2 separate regions of the Homo sapiens genome follow, and region 1 is linked to region 2. The links are chromatin loops, found by intact Hi-C in ENCODE. Cell type or tissue: PC-9. All regions are shown on one strand. Each heading gives the region's core, and the rest is flanking DNA. Links, peaks and the distances in the headings are about the cores only.

What was found. Peaks named below come from ENCODE experiments on the same cell type or tissue, not always from the same donor. Only the 100,000 strongest peaks of a DNase experiment are listed, where the experiment ranks them.
Region 1: it touches region 2 in a loop (5-fold over the local background); 1 of 110 quality-filtered maps calls a loop at or near these places.

The regions. Positions count from the first base shown.
Region 1 is chr12:121,028,592-121,039,423 of GRCh38, reverse strand. It overlaps OASL (2'-5'-oligoadenylate synthetase like), which reads left to right and starts at 178. Exons shown (of 6, transcript NM_003733.4): 1 at 178-650; 2 at 5,681-5,963; 3 at 7,807-7,982. The coding sequence starts at 453. RefSeq lists enhancers at 14-433, 13-512, 513-1,014. In PC-9, for the core only: no CTCF peak of the experiment used is centred there; a DNase peak (open chromatin) is centred at 5,343; H3K27ac peaks cover 2,005 bases.
Region 2 is chr12:120,669,993-120,680,642 of GRCh38, reverse strand. LOC105370029 (a long non-coding RNA gene) reads left to right here. Exons shown (of 3, transcript XR_945449.3): 3 at 4,249-4,467. It also overlaps a transcript of CABP1 not described here. Among named protein-coding and RNA genes, the nearest start is that of MLEC, 12 kb to the left of the region's middle. RefSeq lists enhancers at 299-408, 6,330-6,429. In PC-9, for the core only: no CTCF peak of the experiment used is centred there; no DNase peak of the experiment used is centred there.

The DNA.
Region 1 (10,832 bases), core at 3,599-7,598, 360 kb before region 2:
CCCTTCCGTTCCCAAGCCTCAATTTCCTTAGACAGATGTAAGCAGTTGAATTGACTAACAACTATCCAACCCCAACCTACTGGGCAAGTTGCCTCCTTTGGGGTCAAACACTATCCAACTTCAGTTTCCCAACGTCATAAAGGAGAACTCTAAAAGTTGAGAATCGAAACTGATGACAGATTGACTAGACGGCCAGCCTGTTAAGGTGGCCCCAGATATTCCAGCCTCAGCCCAGAGTCCTCCTGTGCCCCTACTGCAGCAAGGGTGTCTCCAAGAAGGGGGACCTGGAGTCAGCCCGTCACACCTGGTTTCCTCTCTGCTAGGGTCCCTCCTCCCACAGAGCACTGGAGGGCAGCTGAGGAGGAGCTACCTTAAAAAAGGAGGTGTGTGCCAGGGAGCTGGGTAGGAGCCTGGCTATATATCTGCCCAGCAGCGGTACTCTCGGGACAGAGATGGCACTGATGCAGGAACTGTATAGCACACCAGCCTCCAGGCTGGACTCCTTCGTGGCTCAGTGGCTGCAGCCCCACCGGGAGTGGAAGGAAGAGGTGCTAGACGCTGTGCGGACCGTGGAGGAGTTTCTGAGGCAGGAGCATTTCCAGGGGAAGCGTGGGCTGGACCAGGATGTGCGGGTGCTGAAGGTAGTCAAGGTAAGACTGGGCTCCTCCAGCCCCCACGCAAGACAAAACCCAGTATCAGAGTCCACGTCCCTGGGGATGCTGGGGACCCCTGTCCTCCTTATCCCTAGCCCATGCTGATGACATCTCAGAATACCCCATCCCACCTAGCTGTCTACACCCCACTGCACCACTGCCTTGAGTAGAATGAGTCTAGTAATAATAGCTCACATTTGGGGGCTCACTGGACTAACCTCTTAACATACACTATCTCTAATTCTTGCACTCTGTGAGATAGGTACTATTCTTTGCCCAGTTTACAGATTAGCAAATGGAGGCTCAGAACCAATACAATGCGAGGTCCTTGGTTGGATCCTAGTGTGAATGAACCATCTGTAAAATATAGTTTGGGGACAACTGGCCTAGATATCAGATAGTACATATATCTGATATGGGAAATCATTGTTGATTTTGTTAGGTGTAACAGTAGTTTTGTGGTTATCAGAAGGTTGTCTTTTGTTTGGACACGAACACTGAAGTATTTTAGGGACAAAGTTCCTTGGTGCCTATAATTTACTTTAACGTGGCTTAGATTAAGCACATGTAGCCAGGAATTTAGACTTGTTGAATCAACTAGTTGGGTATATGAGTGTTAGTTGTATCATCTATTTTTCTATGTGTTTTAACTTTTTGATAATAAAATGACTTTTTTTTTTTTTAGAGACAGGGTCTCGCTCTGTCACCCAGGCTGGAGTGCAGTGGCACAATCACCACTCACTGTAGCCTCAATCTCCCTGAGCTCAGGTGATCCTCAGCCTCCTAAATAGCTTGGGATTACAGGCATGCACCACCATGCTCAGCTAATTTTTGTATTTTTTGTAGAGATAGGGTTTCACCAATGTTGCCCATGCTGGTCTCGAACTCCTGGGATCAAGAATATGCCCACCTTGGCCTCCCAAAGTGCTGGGATTACAGGTGTGAGCCACCATGTCTGGCCGGCCAATAAAATGATTTTTGTTTTTGTTTTTTTTTTTTTGAGACAGAGTCTTGCTCTGTCACCAGGCTGGAGTGCAGTGGCACGATCTCAGCTCACTGCAACCTCTGCCTCCCAGGTTCAAGCAATTCCCCTGCCTCAGCCTCCCAAGTAGCTGGGACGACAGCGCCCACCACCACGCCCGGCTAATTTTTTGTATTTTAGTAGAGACAGGGTTTCACCGTGTTGGCTAGGATGGTCTCGATCTCCTGACCTCATGATCTGCCCTCCTCGGCCTCCCAAAGTGCTGGGATTACAGTGAGCCACTGCACTCGGCCTAAAATGATTTTTTAATGGAGGCTCAGAGAGGTGAGGTGACTTGCCCAAGGTCACACAGTGTTGAAGCTGGGATTTGAACTTGACTCAAGGGACCCAAGCCCCCCTCACTGAGATTTTCCCCCAAGCCCTTCCTCCAGCTGTTTCATGCCACCGCCTGTGCTAGCTAAGATCAAAATTCAAGAGGGTCGGAGCTAGAAAGACTTTGGAGAATCAGACAGTCTCACCAATGACTCACTTAAAAAATTAAGTAAACCGAGGCACAGAGAGGGTGAGAGATACCCCAAGGTCACACAGCGAGTTGGTGGCAAAGGCAAGACTAGAATTAGGACCCCTGACTCCCAGCCCAGTGCTCAAGTTCTCTCTCTAGGGGCAACCAACTCACAGAGGGATCTAGAAGCCCTGGGCCCCTATCCGTTCTTTGCACCTATCCCCAGCATATGAAGCCTGAGGCCATACAATTTATAAGTGAGAAACCACAAATTTTGATATTAGACAGACTCTTCGCTTCTTCCTTTACCAGCTGTGTGGTTTTGACCTTCCCACTCTTCTTTCTCAAACCCACATTCTTTTCATCTGTGATTGGGGCATCATCATCATCTCTCCCTCACCAAGCCAGTGGTGCAATGCAGGCTGAATGATTCATGCACGATAAATGCTCAGAAACAGAAGCATCATTATAATTCTTGCCAAGCTTTCTTCTGGGCCTGGGACTCAAGTCTGACTCTGGCAGACCCTCCTAGACCACCCCCTCCCCAACAAACTTGAGAATAAAGTGGAGGGAATAAGGAATGTCTGGTAAGAGGAGGATGCTACAAGAATAAGTTTATTGTGTGTGTGTGTGTTCCACCACGCCTGGCTAATCTTTGCATTTTTAGTAGAGACGGGGTTCCATCATGTTGGCCAGGCTGGTCTCGAACTCCTGACCTCAAGTGATCCACCCACCTCGGCCTCCCCAAATGCTGGGATTACAGGTGTGAACCACCACGCCCGGCCAAGAATGAGTTTTTACGGCAGGAAATGCTATTTACCTAAGCCTCAAATACTTCCTGCACATCATAGCCACTTTTCCTCTTGAAACCACTAAATGGTAGCAATCCCCAGTGAGCCATGACTAATGAGGAATAATATATCTTATTTAGAGTCTAAACCCTCCCGTTCCCCACCCTCTGAAAATCTAGTGAGCGGAGCTGGTCCACATAAGGGAATGCTCGTCTTCAAATGAATTGTGCTTAAATAGGTTTAAAACTGAAGCAAATCAGGAAGCCTGTTCTGGATGTGTTCTTTTCTCTCTGCCTGGATCTTACCAGTGGGAAAGGCAGAAAGGGAAGTCTACGCCAGGCACAGTGGCTCACGCCTGTAATCCCAGCACTTTGGGAGGCCAAGGTGGGAGGATTGCTTGAGCCCAGGAATTCGAGACCAGCCTGGGCAAAATGGTGAGACCCCCGACTCTACAAAAATATATATAAAAAATTAGCTGGGCATGGCGGTGCATGCCTGTAGTTCCAGCTACTCCGGAGGCTGAGGTGGGAGGATTGCTTAAGCCCAGGAGGTCGAGGCTTCAGTGAGTGAAGATCGTGCCATTGCACTCCAGCCTGGGCAACAGAGCAAGACCCTGTCTCAAAAAGAAAGGGAAGTCTAGACTGGCCTTCGGGGGGAATGTGTCCTTCATTCACACACAGGGTGCCATCTCCAACCCTCTCCCAGGGGGTGGAGGTGCTGGGTCTGAATGCCCATGGTCCCTTGGAAGCAGGGCCTGGCTCACAGCCTTGGGTCACGAGGAAGAAAGAGGCGGAAGAACCATCCCCTACTTGAGTTCTGGCTCTTTCTCTGACTCTGCTGCCTTCTGGCTGGGAGACCATGGCAAGCTCCTCACTGCCTCAGTCTTCTCATCTGTACATTGGAGATAATTCTCCTAGTACCCACCTCAATACAGGAAGTGAAGGCGTTTTTTTTTGTTGTTTTGTTTTGTTTAGATGGAGTCTCGCTGTGTCGCCCAGGCTGGAGTGTAGTGGCGAGATCTCAGCTCACCACAACCTCTGCCTCCTGGGTTCAAGCGATTCTCCTGCCTTAGCTTCCCCAGTAGCTCGGATTACAGGTGCACACAACCACACCTGGCTAATTTTTGTATTTTTAGTAGAGATGTGCTTTCACCATGTTGGCCAGGCTGATCTCGAACTCCTGACCTCATGATCCGCCCACCTTGGCCTCCCAAAGTGCTGAGATTACAGGCATGAGCCATCATGCCTGGCTGGGAAGTAAAGATTAAAAGGAATAATATGTATACAGGGCTCTTATGGGTGCCAGACACAGGGCGTGCTCATGTCATCCAGCATCCGTGCTCATGTCACACAGGGCATGTTATATCATCCGGCAACAGCTGGAATCTGATTCTTGTGCAGTGACTCCAACCACCAAGAAAAGTAGCCTTCTGGGGGTCTGATGCCTCCCTAGCAATTCCACCTCCCAACACAGAATGAGAAGGAGAGGAGGCCAGAGAGTTGTGGCGCTTTGCATACCAGAGGCACCAGGGCCTGGAGAGCTCATCTAGAATCTCAAAACATCGAAAAATCCCTTCTCGACCTCCTTCCATTACTAACAGGAAAACTGACCCCCCGGCAGCAGAAGAGATTGTCTAAGTCAGCTGGATAATGAGAAGAAAGAGAAATGTATTGCTGACTTCCTGTGTGCCAGGCACCCCACCAAACGCTTGGCATACATTATTTCATCTGATCCTCCCAGTAGCCCAGTGACTCTTGTTCCAACATTACTTTCATTTTACAGATGAGGGTCTCAGGAGTCAGAATGTTTACCCAGCTAAGAAACAGGGAAGAGTCAAGATCTTTTTCAGGCTGCTCCATTTCACAGCCTATGGCTCTTAAATCCACCAGGCAAACTTGCTCCTTGCTTTATAATGTCATGAAATTATTCAGCCCCACCACCACCCCCAGAATCCTCAAACAACCCTATGGAGTAGATGCTACCATTCCTCTGGAGTAGGCCTTACTCTGTGGGTAAGAAGACTGGGTCTCAGAAGCAATGCAGTGTAGTAGATAAGAAGCTGGGCATTTGGGGAGGCCAAGGGGGCAAATCGCTTGAGTCCAGGAGTTCGAGACCAGCCTGGGCGACATGCCAAAACCCAGTCACTACAAAAAATACAAAAATTAGCCAGGCATGGTGGCGCAGGCCTGTAGTCCTAGCTACTTGGGAGACTGAGGTGGGAGGATTGCTTGAGCCAAGATCATGCCACTGCAGCCCAGCCTGGGCAACGGGAGTGAAACCCTGTGTAAAAAAAAAAAAAGAGTCTGGGCTCTGAGGGCTGCAAACTGCGAGACCTGAGACAAATGACTAATGAGGAGAAAGACAAATGTGTTGCTGACTTCCTGTGTGCCAGGCACCCCACCAAACCCTTGGCATACATTATTTCATCTGATCCTCCCAGTAGCCCAGTGACTCATATTCTGCCATTGCTTTCATTTTAGAGATGAAGGTCTTAGGAGTCAGAACATTTACCTAGCTAAGAAACAGGGAAGTGTCAAGATCTTTTTCAGGCTGCCCCATTTCTCCATCCCATGTCTCGAGATCCTCCAGACATCTCAGTTTTCTCACCTGTAAAGTGTGGGTATTAGTACTACCCACAACCCATCCCTCAGCGGGTGGTGAGCATTCAGTGAGACAGTGCATGTGAAGTGCCGCAGGGGTTGCCTGGCTCATGGCAGTGGGCCTCAGGGTGACGGGGCTCTGTGTTCTGCAGGTGGGCTCCTTCGGGAATGGCACGGTTCTCAGGAGCACCAGAGAGGTGGAGCTGGTGGCGTTTCTGAGCTGTTTCCACAGCTTCCAGGAGGCAGCCAAGCATCACAAAGATGTTCTGAGGCTGATATGGAAAACCATGTGGCAAAGCCAGGACCTGCTGGACCTCGGGCTCGAGGACCTGAGGATGGAGCAGAGAGTCCCCGATGCTCTCGTCTTCACCATCCAGACCAGGGGGACTGCGGAGCCCATCACGGTCACCATTGTGCCTGCCTACAGAGCCCTGGGTAAGGGGAGGGGAAGCTCACCCGACTCACACACTTGCCCACCCCAGGAGACTTCCCAGTGTCTCACCTTTACTCATGGCCACGTGCACACACCCACATTTATTCATTTCATCTGTGTCCTATGCTTGGGGCTGGGTTATTGCAGTGCACAGGATTAACTCAACTCTGGCTATCATATTGCTCAACTTGGAATACAGAAATTGACCAAAGAATTGCAGAGATAAATACATGATTGCAGCCTGGGCGCGGTGGCTCACGCCTGTAATCCCAGCACTTTGGGAGGCCAAGGCAGGTGGATCATGAGGTCAGGAGTTGAAGACCAGCCTGGCCAAGATGGTGAAATACCATCTCTACTAAAAATACAAAAAATTAGCTGGGTGTGGTGGTGGGCGCCTGTAATCCCAGCTACTCAGGAGGGTGAGGCAGAGAATCACTTGAACCCAGGAGGCGGAGGTTGCAGTGAGTCAAGATCGCGCCATTGCACTCCAGCCTGGGCAACAGAGCAAGACTCCGTCTCAAAAAAACAAAAAACAAAAAAACAAACAAAAAAACATGATTGCAAATGGTGTAAATGCTCAGAGAAAAAGAATGGGGTGGCCTGGGTAACCACAGAAAGGGTGCTCAGGAAGTGACTTTCTGGGGAAACAACATTCAGGAGGCTCTGACACCCAGTGAGGGGAAGGAGCTAAAAGTGGGAGTGGGGGTCTGTCACTGCATTTTATAGAAGCAGATCCTAAGACATGGATGTGAGGATACGCAGTTTATTTGGGTATTCCTCCCAGGAAACACCGGTAGGGAAGTATGGAACTGAGATGGGAAAGGCAAGAATTCAATACAACGTGCGTCCATGGGCAAGTCACCACCCTGAGCTTCATGTCCTGGGAGAACTCACAGTCCCATTATGGAGCGAACCTCTTCGGGATCCCAAGTGGGACGCTGGCGTGCTTACTCACCAGCTTCCCAGCCGTCACTGGTTGGGGGCTGCTTTGGGAGCACTAACTCACTGGCCCCTGTTGTTTGTCCTCGGGCAGAGTCCTAGGTGTTTGAAGTAAAACCTACATGCTGCAAGCCCAGATCCTAGAGGTTTCATCTCATGTGCTAACTCCTATCAGCTGTAGTGGCTGGCTGCGTGGAGTTGCTCTTTGGAGAAGGTATAAGAGACAGGATCTGATTTTAGCAAGGAAGAGAGTGCTGGGATGTCTCAGTGATGTGTACCATGGAACTGGTTCCTGGTTCTCCCTATGAGTTTATATATATATATATTTTTTGAGACGGAGTCTCGCTCTGTCGCCCAGGCTGGAGTGCAGTGCCGTGATCTCGGCTCACTGCAACCTCCACCTCCAGGGTTCAAGTGATTCTCCAGCCTCAGCCTCCCGAGTAGCTGGGATTACAGCCCGCCACCATGCCATGCCTGGCTAATTTTTCTATTTTTAGTAGAGATAGGATTTCACCATGTTGGCCAGGCTGATTTCAAACTCCTAACCTCAGGTGATCCGCCCACCTCGGCCTCCCAAAGTGCTGGGATTACAGGCTTAAGCCACCACACCCGGCCTCCCTATGAGTATTGAAAGAGATACAAAACAGATATTAAAGAAAATGAGGGACATTGAGGACATCCAGGGAGGGGTCTGATGCATGGAAAGCCCAATGTTGGTTCTCCAGAGTAAGAATTTCACAAAAAGGACAATTAGACAAGGCAAACCTTTGGTTTCTGAAGATATGAGGTCTCAAGTGTCCCTGGAGGGATACTTCCAATGTAAAGGCAGGCTCTCCCCAAAATACTACTTACCACCCTCTGGCTTCCTCAATCCCCAATCTCTTCCTTTGCTCCTTCACTCCTCAGGGCCTTCTCTTCCCAACTCCCAGCCACCCCCTGAGGTCTATGTGAGCCTGATCAAGGCCTGCGGTGGTCCTGGAAATTTCTGCCCATCCTTCAGCGAGCTGCAGAGAAATTTCGTGAAACATCGGCCAACTAAGCTGAAGAGCCTCCTGCGCCTGGTGAAACACTGGTACCAGCAGGTGAGGGGGCTGCCAGGATGGCAGGGGCAAGGAGAGGGAAGAGGGTGAGGAGGAAAGGCAGGGCCTGATTTTCATCTCAGGAAGCTGCAGCCAGGGGAAATGGAAGCAGGTAGAGAGGGAGAGAATGCTAGTCTTTTGAAATGTAAAGTGAAACCGTCAGTGAAGAAGGTGGAAAAGGAGGAGAGGAGGAGGAAGAGGAGAAAGAAACAGAGAAGGAAGGAGAAAAATAGGTGCTCTACAGTATTTCAGTAAACTAGTTATTTTTATTTTATTTTATTATTTTTTTTTGAGACAGGATCTTGCTTTGTTGCCCAGGCTGTAGTGCGGTGGTGCAATCACCACTCACTGTAGCCTCCACCTCCCTGGATCAAGACCTCCCTGGCTCAAGTGATCCTCCCACCTTAGCCTCCTAAGTAACTGGGACTACAGGCATGCACAACCATGCCCAGCTAATTTTTTTTATTTTTCTTTTGTAGAGACAGGGTCTCACTATGTTGACCAGCCTGGTTTCGAAGTGGTCTCAAGCGATCCTCCCACCTTGGCCTCCCAAAGTGCTGGGATTACAGGCACGAGCCACCACACCCACCCCACATGTTCTTGTTACCCTTCAATTACAGTCTAGGCCTGGCAGATGTCAGCTTCGCCGGGTACTGTGGCCATTCGTCACAGCAGGTTAAGGACTAACAAGGGGAAGGATTTCTTTAATTCCACCCCAGGAGTCGAAAAGAGGGCATGTGTGAGTGTAAACAGCCCTCAGGGACATTTCTCAGGCAGCAGCTCAGTCAGTTTTGGAAACAAAATCTTCCTCCGAGATAACGGAAACTCCAACTGCAAAACAGAACTCAGAGACAAAAATCATTTATTATATAGAACTTGCAGAGAAGTTACAAGGGAATCAGACAGCAGAAGGAAAGATTTGATCCAATAAAAATAAAATAGGCTGGGCATGATGGCTCACGCCTGTAATCCCAGCATTTTGGGAGGCCGAGGTGGGCAGATCATGAGATCAGGAGATCGAGACCATCCTGGCTAACACAGTGAAACCCCATCTCTACTAAAAATACAAAAAAATAGCCAGGCGTGGTGGCGGGCGCCTGTAGTCCCAGCTACTCGGGAGGCTGAGGCAGGAGAATGGTGTGAACCCAGGAGGCGGAGCTTGCAGTGAGCCGAGATCGCGCCACTGTACTCCAGCCTGGGCAAGAGAGCAAGACTCTGTCTCAAAAAATAAAATAAAATATAACAGGGATTTAAAGAAAAAACAATTACCGGCCAAATGTGGTAGCTCACGCCTGTAATTTCAGCACTTTAGGAGGCTGAGGTAGGAGGATCACTTGAGCCCAAGGGTTCAAGACCAGCCTGAGCAACATAGTGAAACCCCGTCTCTACAAAAAATACAAAAATACAAAAATTAGCTGGGGGTGGTGATGGGTTCCTGTAGTCTCAGCTGCTCAGGAGGCTGAGGAGGAAGGATCACTTGAGCCCCGGAGGTGAAGTAAGTTGAGCTGGGTATTTTTTTTATCTATTCACTAAGGCTTACATCTTACAGATTACAGGCATCCTACATTTTATATATCATCTAAGTTTTAAGAATGTAACATTTCACTAATATTGAAGAAAATAAGTTATATTACCATGAGTTTAAATTTCTAACAAAATTATAATGTTATTAGTTATGGTTTACAAAATTGAGTGTTAAGGATGAATTTGCAAAAAGTTACAAAACAAATTAATTAACTTATAATTTTTTTTTTTTTGAGACAGAGTCTTGCTCTGTCGCCCAGGCTGGAATGCAGTGGCGCAATCTCAGCTCACTGCAAGCTCCGCCTCCCGGGTTCATGCCATTCTCCTGCCTCAACCTCCCGAGTAGCTGGGACTACAGGTGCCCGCCACCATGCACAGCTAATTTTTTATATTTTTAGTAGAGACGGGGTTTCACCGTGTTAGCCAGGATGGTCTCGATCTCCTGACCTTGTGATCCACCTGCCTTGGCCTCCCAAAGTGCTGGGATTACAGGCGTGAGCCACTGAGCCCAGCCTTATAAATACATTTTAATTCAAAATTGAATTTCTAAGGTCAAGGATAAAGTTTTTTTGTTAGTAAGTCAGTGACCTATAGGAAAGGCCCAAGGTTTCATTTATTTGGGAGATGAGAATTATACAAGATGATTCTGTGTTTGTTTCAAGGCCAAAGTGTTATAGCTTTTTTTTTTCTCCTCTGACTTTGGGATGGGAGCTAATATTCATATATGATGGCCATAGGAAAATATGTCAGTTTTACTTCCACAAATCAAACTACTGAATATTTGACCAAAATTTTTCACTTTCTGGCTAAATATCAATGTATCAGTGAAATTCTTTTTTTTTTTTTTTTTTTTTTTCTGAGACAAGTTCTCACTCTTGCCCAGGCTGGAGTGCAGTGGCATGATCTTGGTTCACTGCAACCTCCTCCTCCTGGGTTCAAGCGATTCTCCCGCCTCAGCCTCCCAAGTAGCTGGGATTACAGGCACCTGCCACCACACCTGGCTAATTTTTGTATTTTTAGTAGAGACGGGGTTTCACCATGTTGGCCAAGCTGGTCTCGAACTCCTGGCCTCAAGTGATCCACCCGCCTCGGCCTCCCAAGGTGCTGGGATTACGGGCGGGAGGCACTGCGCCCGGCCTCAGTGAGATTCTTAACACAGGAAGTGACCACTGTCAGTTAAGATGCTTCCTTTTGCAAGTAAGAGAAAAACACAAAAACCAACTCAAACTGGCTTAAACAATAAAGGGAATTATCAGCTTATGTAGGAAAACCCCTAAACAGTAGGGGGGGCGGGCGGGGGGGGCGGGTTTCAGGCACTGGTGAGGGCAC
Region 2 (10,650 bases), core at 6,343-10,342:
GTGTCAGTCCCCAGGTGGCCCTGGACCCAGGCCATTTCTCTGTAGACAATGAGGAATTTGGGCTCCAGTCTCCCATTTCCCCTCCCTGCTGTGGAAGGTCATCCCCATCTGAGAGCCCAGAAACACTTGGGGCGGCTGCATTCCCACCTCTTTCAGCTGGGGCTGGTTTGCTGCAAACATTTCTGCAAATCCTCCAGCACTCTCTCAGGATGGAGGACTTGCCCTCGTTAGAGTAACAGGAACCAAGATTTGGGGGTCAGACAGAGCTGGGTTCAGTTCCTTCCTCAGCGGCTTCCCAGTCACATCACTTCCTTTCTTGCTGAGTCTCCTTTCTCCTGAAACGCACACCACATTGATGTAAGGACTAAATAGGTAGTTCTTAAATGGGCAGCAGTTATTTTTCTCTGTGGAAGAAAGATACACTTTTTGTAGAAAATGCAGACGACATGGAAGAGAATTTTTCTTTTTCCCATACAGAGTCTTACTCTGTTGCCCAGGTTGGAGTGCAGTGGTGTGATTTCTGCTCACTGCAGCCTCTGCCTCCCGGATTCAAGCAATTCTCCTGCCCCAGCCTCCTTGAGTAGCTGGGATTACAGGTATGTGCCACCACATCTGGCTAATTTTTGTACTTCTAGTAGAGATGGGGTTTCACCATGTTGGCCAGGCTGGTCTCAAACTCCAGACCTCAAGTGATCCGCCCACCTCAGTCTCCCCAAGTATTGGGATTTCAGGCATGAGCTACCATGCTGGCCAGAAGAGACTTTTTTAAAGATAAAATTTGCCATAATTTCTTTTTTCTTTTTTTTTCTTGCTTTGAGACAGAGTTTCGCTCTTGTTGCCCAGGCTGGAGTGCAATGGCGCGATCTCAACTCACCGCAACCTCCACCTCCCGGGTTCAAGTGATTCTCCTGCCTCAGCGTCCCTAGTAGCTGGGATTACAGGCATGCGCCACCATGCCCAGGTAATTTTGTATTTTTAGTAGAGACGGGGTTTCTCCATGTTGGTCTTACTGGTCTTGAACTCCCGACCTCAGGTGATCCGCCCACCTCGGCTTCTCAAAGTGCTGAGATTACAGGCATGAGCCACTGCGCCCAGCCCAAAATTCACCAAAATTTCATCCAAAACTGATATAAGGCATATAAACCCAGGTCCTGACAGAGCAGCTTCTCAATAATCATTGGTTCCTACTTATCCGATGCTCTTAATGACCTCAAAACGTTGGAAAACTAGGTCATGTTCCCTTTTTTGCAGATGAGAAGCTAAAGCTCAGAGAGTTGAGGGATTTGTCCAAAGTCACACAATGAACAGCCAGAATCCAATGTTTTGGCATCTAATATACTTCTTTTCCTTTGAGCCTGGCTATGTAGCAAACATAGTTTGGTGCAAATCACAGCTCTGCCATTAGTCACTGTGTGACTTTGGGTAAATGAATTCACCTCTTTGATCCTTAGTTTCTTCATTTGTGGGATGGAGAGAATAATTGTGCCCACCTTGTAGGACTGTTAAAAATAAGAAAACATATTTTAAATAAACAAAAAATTAAAGTTGGTTTTTTTTTTTTTTTTTTTTGGAGATGGTGTCTCACTCTGTCACCCAGGCTGGAGTGCAGTGGCGTGATCTCATCTCACTGCAACCTTGGCCTCCTCAGTTCAAGTGATTCTCCTGTCTCAGCCTCCCAAGTAGCTGCGACTACAGGCATACACCACCACGCCTGGCTACTTTTTGTATTTTAGTAGAGACAAGGTTTCACCATGTTGGCCAGGCTGGTCTCGAACCCCTGACCTCAAGTGATCTGCCCCCCCCTCAGCATCCCAAAGTACTGGGATTACAGGCATGTGTCACCACGCCCGTCCAGGATGTGGTTTTTAAAATTAGCATTGTGGGACCATTGAGCACGTAGCTAAGTGATCAGTAAATCATAGTCGTGGGTGTTTGGGGCATAGAGACCTGGATTTAAAGCCTAGCTCCACTTCTTAGAGCTGTGTGGCCCTTGGAAAGTCGTTTCTCCTCTCTGGGCCTCAGTTGTCTCACTTGTACAATGGATATAATTAGAAGACCTACCATGTGGGGCTGTTAGGAGCCATTCACAGCGTGCCTGGCCCATAGAAGTCCTCAGTGCACAGAAGCTATTAATTATGTATGAAGAAATAATTATAACAGGTACCGCTGGCAATCTGATAAATAGAAAAGACCTTGATGAAGTGCTGAGGCTAAGGAGTGGGAAATACCCTTCTCCCCAAGGGAGAAAAAACCAAAGGGAACCAGAGTTCAAAAGGGGAAGGTGCAGCAGCTGTGTTTGAGCCCCGAGAGGCAATTTCACCTTGACCCATAAAACTGAAAAGGGTTGTGTCTTCCTGTCCAGATAAGGATCAGAAGAACAAAGCGTACTATTAATTAAGTCCTGCCTATTTTTAAGTTTATGGGATATTTTTCCCCCTTAAAGATAAACTCACAACAAAAGTTCAAAAGGCAAACACAAGGCAGGGGTGGGAGCCAGTCCTGCCAGCCCTGAAACTCTGAGGTGGGTGGTTTGGTCCCAAGACCAAGTTTGCTCACCTTGGGCCTCTGGGAGTTAGACCACAGAGGGACCAGAGCCATCCAGAGAGGTGGGGAGCCAGCCCACCGTGTCTGCTGGTCCTGGCCCCCAGGGTGCAACTCGAACTGAGAAACCTGGCCGGGTCCCCAACTTCGCAGGAGGGAGAATGGACTTGGTGTGTCTTCATGTCCCCCAAGAGGATATGAGTCACAGCGAAGAAGCCAGCCAGGCCCAGTGTGCTCATTGTCTAGGCAGAGAACAGAAAAAACAAGTGCCTTCCCTTCTGGGTGGCCTTGGACAAATCATTTCCCTTCTGCACCTTGGTTTCCTCATCTGTGAATGAGATGGTGATAACTTTCAGCCTCCTAGAGTTGCAATGAGTACGATAGAAAGCAACTTCAGCTGGGCGCTGTGGCTCACGCCTATAATTCCAACACTTCAGGAGGCTGAGGCAGGTGGATCGCTTGAGCCCAGGAGTTCAATACTAGCCTGGGCAACATCGTGAGACACCCCCCACTCCCATCTCTACAAAAAATAAAAACAATAGCTGAGCATTGTGGCGCATGCCAGTAGTCCCAACTACTTGGGAGGCTGAGGTGGGAGGATCACTTGAGCCCAGGAGGCAGAGGCTTCAGTGAGCCAAGATCGTACCACTGTACTCCAGCCTGGGCAACAGAGTGAGACTCTGTCTCAAAAAAAAAAAAAAAAAAAAAAAAGAAGGCTGGGCATAGTGGCTCATGCCTGTAATCCCAGCACTTTAGGAGGCCAAGGCAGGCAGATCACTTGAGGTCAGGAGTTCAAGACCAGCCTGGTCAACATGGTGAAACTTTGTCTCTACCAAAAATACGAAAATTAGCCAGGCATGGTGGCAGGCGCCTGTGGTCCCAGCTACTTGGGAGGCTGAGGCAGGAGAGTCGCTTGAGCCCGGGAGGCGGAGGTTGCAGTGAGCTGAGATCATGCCACTGCACTCCAGCCTGGGCAACAGAGTGAGACTCTATCTCAGGAAAAAAAAAAAAAAAAAACCACAAACTTCAAGAGAATGCCTTACAGACTTACAGAGTCTCACTATGTTGCCCAGGCTGCACTCAAACTCCTGGCCTTAACTGATCCCAAGTAGCTAGGATTACAGACGTGTACCACTGCACTCGGCTTGTTAGCTGCCTATATCATCATCTCCCAGACTTTTTACATTGTGTTAAGGACACAATTGTTGAGTCAGGAATGCCAGGAGGGTCTTTACTATCCACTGTCAGTGTAAGCTTGGCAAGTCACATTCCTTCTCTGAACCTAAGTTTCCTCACCTGGAAATGAGGTGTAAAGACAGAGTGAGATGGTGAATAAAAAGGACTAAAGTACACATACTCAGAAATAAATAAAGCTGACCGGGTGCGGTGGCTGATGCCTGTAATCCCAACACTTTGGGAGGCTGAGGCAGGCGGATCACCTGAAGTCGGGAGTTCAAGGCCAGCCTGACCAACATGGAGAGACCCCATCTTTACTAAAAATACAAAATTAGCCGGGTGTGGTGGCGCATGCCTGTAATCCCAGCTACTCAGGAGGCTGAGGCAAGAGAATCGCTTCAACCCGGGAGGCGGAGGTTGTGATGAGCCGAGATCACATCATCATGCTCCAGCCTGGGCAACAAGAGCAAAACTCTGTCTCAAAAAAAAAAAGAAGAAGAAGAAAGAAAGCAGCTGTTTTATTCTTTTCAGTTTCTTTCCTAGATCCAGACACATTGGGGAGGTAACGAGTCCTATAGCCACACCTGCACGTTGGATTATAAATGGCCAGGTTACTTGTCAGCTGCCCCTCCAGACAAGAGCATTCTGCCATGATGGGAAGGTAGTCTATCCACACCACATGTGCCTATTGAACAGGTGATATGTGACTGGTATGTCTGGGGAACTAATTCTTTGTTTAATTTTAATTCATTTAAATAGTCACATATGGCTAGTGGCTACCATATTGGACAGCAGAGTCTAGACTATTATCTCCATGAGACTAGGAATCAAGGCTGTTTTTTATTTTTTGAGATGGAGTCTCCCTCTCATCATGCAGGCTGGAGTGCAGTGGTTCGATCTCAGTTCACTGCAACCTCCACCTCCCAGGTTCAAGCGATTCCCCTGCCTCAGCCTCCCAAGTAGCTGGAATTACAGGTGCCCACCACCACGCCCAGCTAAATTTTGTATTTTTAGTAGAGATGGGGTTTCGTCATTTTGGCCAGGCTGGTCTCGAACTCCTGACCTCAGGTGATCAGCCTGCCTTGGTCTCCCAAAGTGCCGGGATTACAGGTGTGAGCCACTGTGCCTGCCTGATACAATAAATCATTGCTAAGTGCCTACTAGACACTGAAGACACTATGCTGGACAAGGTAGAAATGGTCTCTACCAACATGGAGCTTACATTCTAGTGAGGGGGAGGGAGCCTCAAACAATAAGCAGATACAAACATATTGTCGTACAATAAATATGTCAGGCCAGAGATTTCATGTGTGCTCTGAAGAATACAAATGAGCTGTGGTGGTGACTTCTGTCCTTCCTTCAAAAGATAAGTCAAGAAAAAGACATTTAAGTTCAACTCCAGAAATGAGAAGGATCTAGCTATTCAAAGAGTACAAGGAAAAGCACTCCAGGCAGAGGGAACAGCATGTGTGAGGGCCCTGAGCCAGGCCCTCCACTAAGCATTATGCAAGGGTTAATTTCTTCACATCCACCCCACAGGGTAGATAATTTATTATCATTAATAACAGATAATGGCCGGGGGCAGTGGCATACGCCTGTAATCCCACCACTTTGGGAGGTCGAGGCGGGTGGATCAATTGAGGTCAGGAGTTTGAGTCCAGCCTGGCTAATAGGGTAAAACCTCATCTCTACTAAAAATACAGAATTTAGCTGGGCGTGGCGGTGCACACCTGTAATCCCAGCTACTTGGGAGGCTGAGGTGGGAGAATCACTTGAACCCAGGAAGCAGAGGCTGCAGTGAGCCGAGATCACACCACTGCACTCCAGCAGGAGTGACAGAGTGAGATTTTGCCTCAAAAAACAAAAAACTAATGTTTAAAAAAACTAAAAATAAAAATAAACAGTGAGGGACTCCCTTCACACATACATCCTATACATGTACATCCCTTAACTCCCTTAAGTGGCAGAGCTGGGGTCAGAAACCAGATGCTTGGTATTTTTGGTGTTTTTTTTTTTTGGCGGAGGTGGGTGTTGGCAGAGAGAGTCTCTCTCTGTTGTCCAGGCTGGAGCACAGTGGCGGGATCTTGGCTCACTGCAACCTCTGCCTCCCGGGTTCAAGCGATTCTCCTGCCTCAGCCTCCCCAGTAGCTGGGACTGCAGGTGCGCACCACCATGCCCAGCTAATTTTTGTTGTATTTTTAGTAGAGACGGGGTTTCACCATGTTGGCCAGGCTGGTCTGAACTCCTGACCTCAGGTGATCCACCCGCCTTGGCCTCCCAAAGTGCTGAGATTACAGGCATGGCTACCCCGCCCTGCCAAAAAACATGTGCTTGTTAACACCAGAGCTCATCCCTCAATCATGATACTCAGACCCCTGTCCCCTCTGTAGGAAAGACAACCATTAGCTGGAGTGCAGAAGCAAGCAGCAGGCACCTCCAGGGAGATGAAAGGATACTCCAGCCCTGCAGTTCCTGCTACAGGCACAGCAGGATCAGGGCTGCCTTGCAGACAGCCCCTCCCTGGTCTAGGGCCAGATCCCAGATTTAAGCTGTGATTATCTTGTCACTGTCAATAAGAGGTTCTGCCATAGCCATTCAAGAATGCCATGCCCAACTTTCTCTTCTCCTTTTCTTGAGAAGGAATCGCTGAGGCGTGATGACACATGGGAGAGAGTGGTAGGCAACTGGAGAATAACAACCGACAAGAATGATAGTGAATACTTCTATTTAATTTTTTGTTTTGAGATATGGCCTCGTTCCATCATCCAGGTTGGAGTGCAGTGGCACGAACATGGTTCACTGCAGCCTCAACTTCTTGGGCTCAAGTGATCCCTGTGCCTCAGCCTCCTGAGTAGCTGGGACCACAGATTCCCACCACCATCCCTGGCTAATTTTTAATTTTTTAAAATAGAGATGGGGTCTTGCTGTGTTGCCCAGGCTGGTCTCAAACTCCTGGGCTCAAACGATCCTCTCACTTTGGCCTTCCAAAGTGCTGGAATTACAGGCATGAGCCACCACACCAGGCAGCAAAAACATTTACGATGCTTACTGCGTGCCAGGCACTATTCCAAAGGCTTCACATAGAATAATTTGTTTCATCTTCAGAACAACCCTATCACATCATCCCCCTGGTCAGGAAGCACTGGTGGTTTAGTAGTAGAATTCCTGCCTCCCTATAACATCATCTCCATTTTACAGATGAGGAAGCTGAGACCTCAAGAGTCTTATAACCTACCCAAGATGACGCGGCTGATAAGTAGTAGAGCTCAGATTGGAAACCAGATAGCTGGCTCCTGAACCTGCACTTGGTTTTTTTTAGACTTTTTTTTCTTTTTTTTGAGATGGAGTCTCGCCCTGTCACCCAGGCTGGAGTGCAGTGAGTGGCACGATCTCGGCTCACTGTAAACTCCGCCTCCCGGGTTCAAGCGATTCTCCTGCCTCAGCCTCCCACGTAGCTAGGACTGCAGGTGCCTGCCACCATGCCCGGCTAATTTTTTGTATTTTTAGTAGAGACGGGGTTTCACCATGTTAGCCAGGATGGTCTCGATCTCCTGACCTCGTGATCTTCCCACCTCAGCCTCCCAAAGCGCTGGGATTACAGGTGTGAGCCACCACGCCAGGCCTTTTTAGATATTTTTTTTATTGTAAAATAAGACACAGAAAACCACACAGAACAATTGTACAACTTGGTGAATTATCATGAAGCAAGCACTCTTGTAATCACCTTACTTGTTAAGAAATAGAACTTTGTCAGACACCCCAGAAGCTCCTCTCTGTGCCCCTTTGCAATCATAGCTTTTTCCCTCCTTCTCTCTAAAAGCAACCACTTTCCTGACTTTTATAGTAATAATTCCCTTGGGTTTCTTTTTAAAAATCTTTTTCTTTTTTTCTTTTTTGCAATGGAATCTTGCTGTATCGCCCAGGCTGGAGTGCAGTGGCACGATCTCGGATCACTGTAACTTCTGCCTCCGAGGTTCAAGCTATTCTCGTTCCTCAGCCTCCTGAGTAGCTGAGATTGCAGGCGCACACCACCATGCCTGGCTAGTTTTTGTGTTTTTAGTAGAGACGGGTTTTCGCCATGTTGGCCAGGCTGGTCTTGAACTCATGACCTCAAGTGATCCACCCACCTCAGCCTCCCAAAGTACTGGGATGACAGACGTGAGCCACTGCGCCCAGCCTCCCTTGGGTTTCTTTGTGGTTTTTTTTTTTTTTTTCACCCAAGTGCACATCCCTACATACTATCATTTAGTCAGGCCCACTTTTTAAAACACGATACTTTTTAGTCTCTTTTGATCTATAAGTTCACTTTTTTTTTTTTTTTTTTGGAGTGCAATGGCGCTATCTTGACTCACTGCAGCCTCCGCCTCCTGGGTTCAAGCAATTCTCCTGCCTCAGCCTTCCAAGTAGCTGGGATTACAGGCCTGTGCTACCACGCCTGGCTAATTTTGTATTTTTAGTAGAGACAGGGTTTCTCCATGTTGGTCAGGCTGGTCCCGAACTCCCGACCTCAGGTGATCCGCCCACTTCGGCCTCCCAAAGTGCTAGGATTACAGGCGTGAGCCACCATGCCCGGCCCATCTCTTTCTTTTTCTTGTAATTTGCTTTGAAGAATATGAGCCATTTGACCTGTATTGTTTTTCCCAGTTTGGAGTTTGTGGATGTCAAAAACTGATGTCCTCCTCATGGTACAGCTCAACATGTTTCTCTGCCCCTGGATTTTTTGCAAATTGCTGGCTGGATCTCAAGGCATGATCAGATTCAGATTTGATCCCTTCAGCAACCCCAGGGGCTGGTGTTGTGTTCTCTCATCAGTGGTATCTAATGTCTGGCTTTCTGGTATTTTTGTTTGTCTGTCTTTGAGATGGGGTCTCGCTCGGTTGTCCAGGCTGGAATACAATGGCGTGATCATAGCTCACTGCAGACTCGAACTCCTGGGCTCAAGCAATTCTCCCACCTCAGCATCCCAAGTAGCTGGGACTACAGGTACATGCAACCACATCTGGCTAATTTTTAAAATTTTTTGTGGAGATGAGGTCTCACTATGTTGCCCAACCTGGTCTTGAACCCCTGGCTTCAAGTGATCCTCCCACCTCAGCCTCCCAAAGCACTGGGATTACAGGTGCAATCCACTGCACCCAGCCTAGCTCTCTGCTTTTTGATCAGAACTCATGCTTTTAACCACACTGCTATGGGGACGCCTCCTGGCTACCCTCAGCTGCCTGGGTTTTCTTCTATCTTCTGGACAGATTTGTCCCCAAAGGTGAGCCCTTCATAGCACCAGCGTTTCTGTGGCCGTGGGCCTGGCTAATGCCAGAAGGCAGCCCCTCAGAGTTCCCATCTGAGCCTCTCCACACTCCAAGGTCTGCGGAGGGATGGGGTCCTGCCTCCCTGTTGAGCGTCACCTCTCTCTGCTCCTCTCTCCAGCCCAGTACATCAGTTAGACAAAATTCCACTTAGTTTCCCAAAAGGGCCACACTCTCCCTTACCTCGGGGCCTTTGCATATGCTATTCCCAGACCAGAAATAGTGGTTGCTATTTCTTGCTCTGTTGCCCAGGCTGGAGTGCAGTGGCGCAATCTCGGCTCACTGCAGCCTCTGCCTCCCAAGTGATTCTCCTGCTCAGCCTCCCGAGTAGCTGGGATTGCAGGCGCGCACCACCATGCCTGGCTAATTTTTGTATTTTTAGTAGAGACGGTGTTTCACCATTTGGCCAGGCTGGTCTCGAACTCCTGACCTCAAGTGATCCGCCAGCCTTGGCCTCCCGAAGTGCTGGGATTGCAGGCATGAGCCACCATGCCCACCTCTCCTAACTAAGCACTGCTGATCCTTGAGGTCCTAGTAGATCTGTCCATTCCTCCCCACACCCACCCACCAGATTGAATCGGGTGCCTTTTATGTACCTCCAGGGCTCTAGGCTAACCTAGTGGGTACTACTAATATGTAGCACTTAGGCCACTAGATTACATTTCTCTGGTTTCTGATCTGTTTGCCCTGCTAGAGTCTGAACTCCTTGAGGACAGGAAGTCTTGCATGGGGCCTGGCACATAGTAGGAGCTCAATAAACATCAAGTGCATGTGTGCATGAATGAGCAGACAAATTGGCCTTTATGAGTCAGCAGGAGGCAAATCCAGGTGCAATAAAAGAGCTTTCAGACAAAGAGCTTTTCTTTTTGGTTTTCGAGACAAAAGTCTCACTCTGTCACCCAGGCTGAGTGCAGCGGTGCAATCTCCGCTCACTGCAACCTCTGCCTCCCGGGTTCAAGTGATTCTCGTCCTTCAGCCTCCCGTATAGCTGGGATTACAGGCATGAACTGCCACATCTGGCTAATTTTTGTATTTTTAGTAGAGACGGAGTTTCACCATGTTGGTCAGGCTGGTCTCAGACTCCTGACCTCAAGCGATCCACCCATCTCGGCCTCCCAAAGTGCTGGGATTACAGGTATGAGCCACCTCGCTCGGCCTTAGACAAAGAGCTTTTCTAAGATGACACACCCAGAGCTCCCCAGCAGGGAAGGTAGTGGTGCAGGTTGCAGAAAGAACTCTTGGCTAGGAAAGTGCATCTCAGTCCTTGAAAAGTCTCAGACCCCTTTCTTCAAACAGTCATACTAGGAACCCCAAAATATAAGACAAGTTGCTGGGCACTGTGGCTCACGCCTGTAATCCCAGCACTTTGGGAAGCTGAGGTGGAAGGATCCCTTGAGGCCAGGAGTTCAAGACAGCCTGGACAACAGATTGAGACCCTGTCTCTACAAAAAAAATTTAAAAATCAGCTGGTGTGCATCTGTAGTCCTAGTTATGCAGGAGGCTGAGGCAGGAGGATCGCTTGAGCCCAAGAGTTCAAGACTGCAGTGAGCTATGATCCCACCACTGCACTCCAGCCTGGGTGCCAGAGTGAGACCCTGTCTCTAAAACAAAGAAAGAAAGAAAAAAAAAC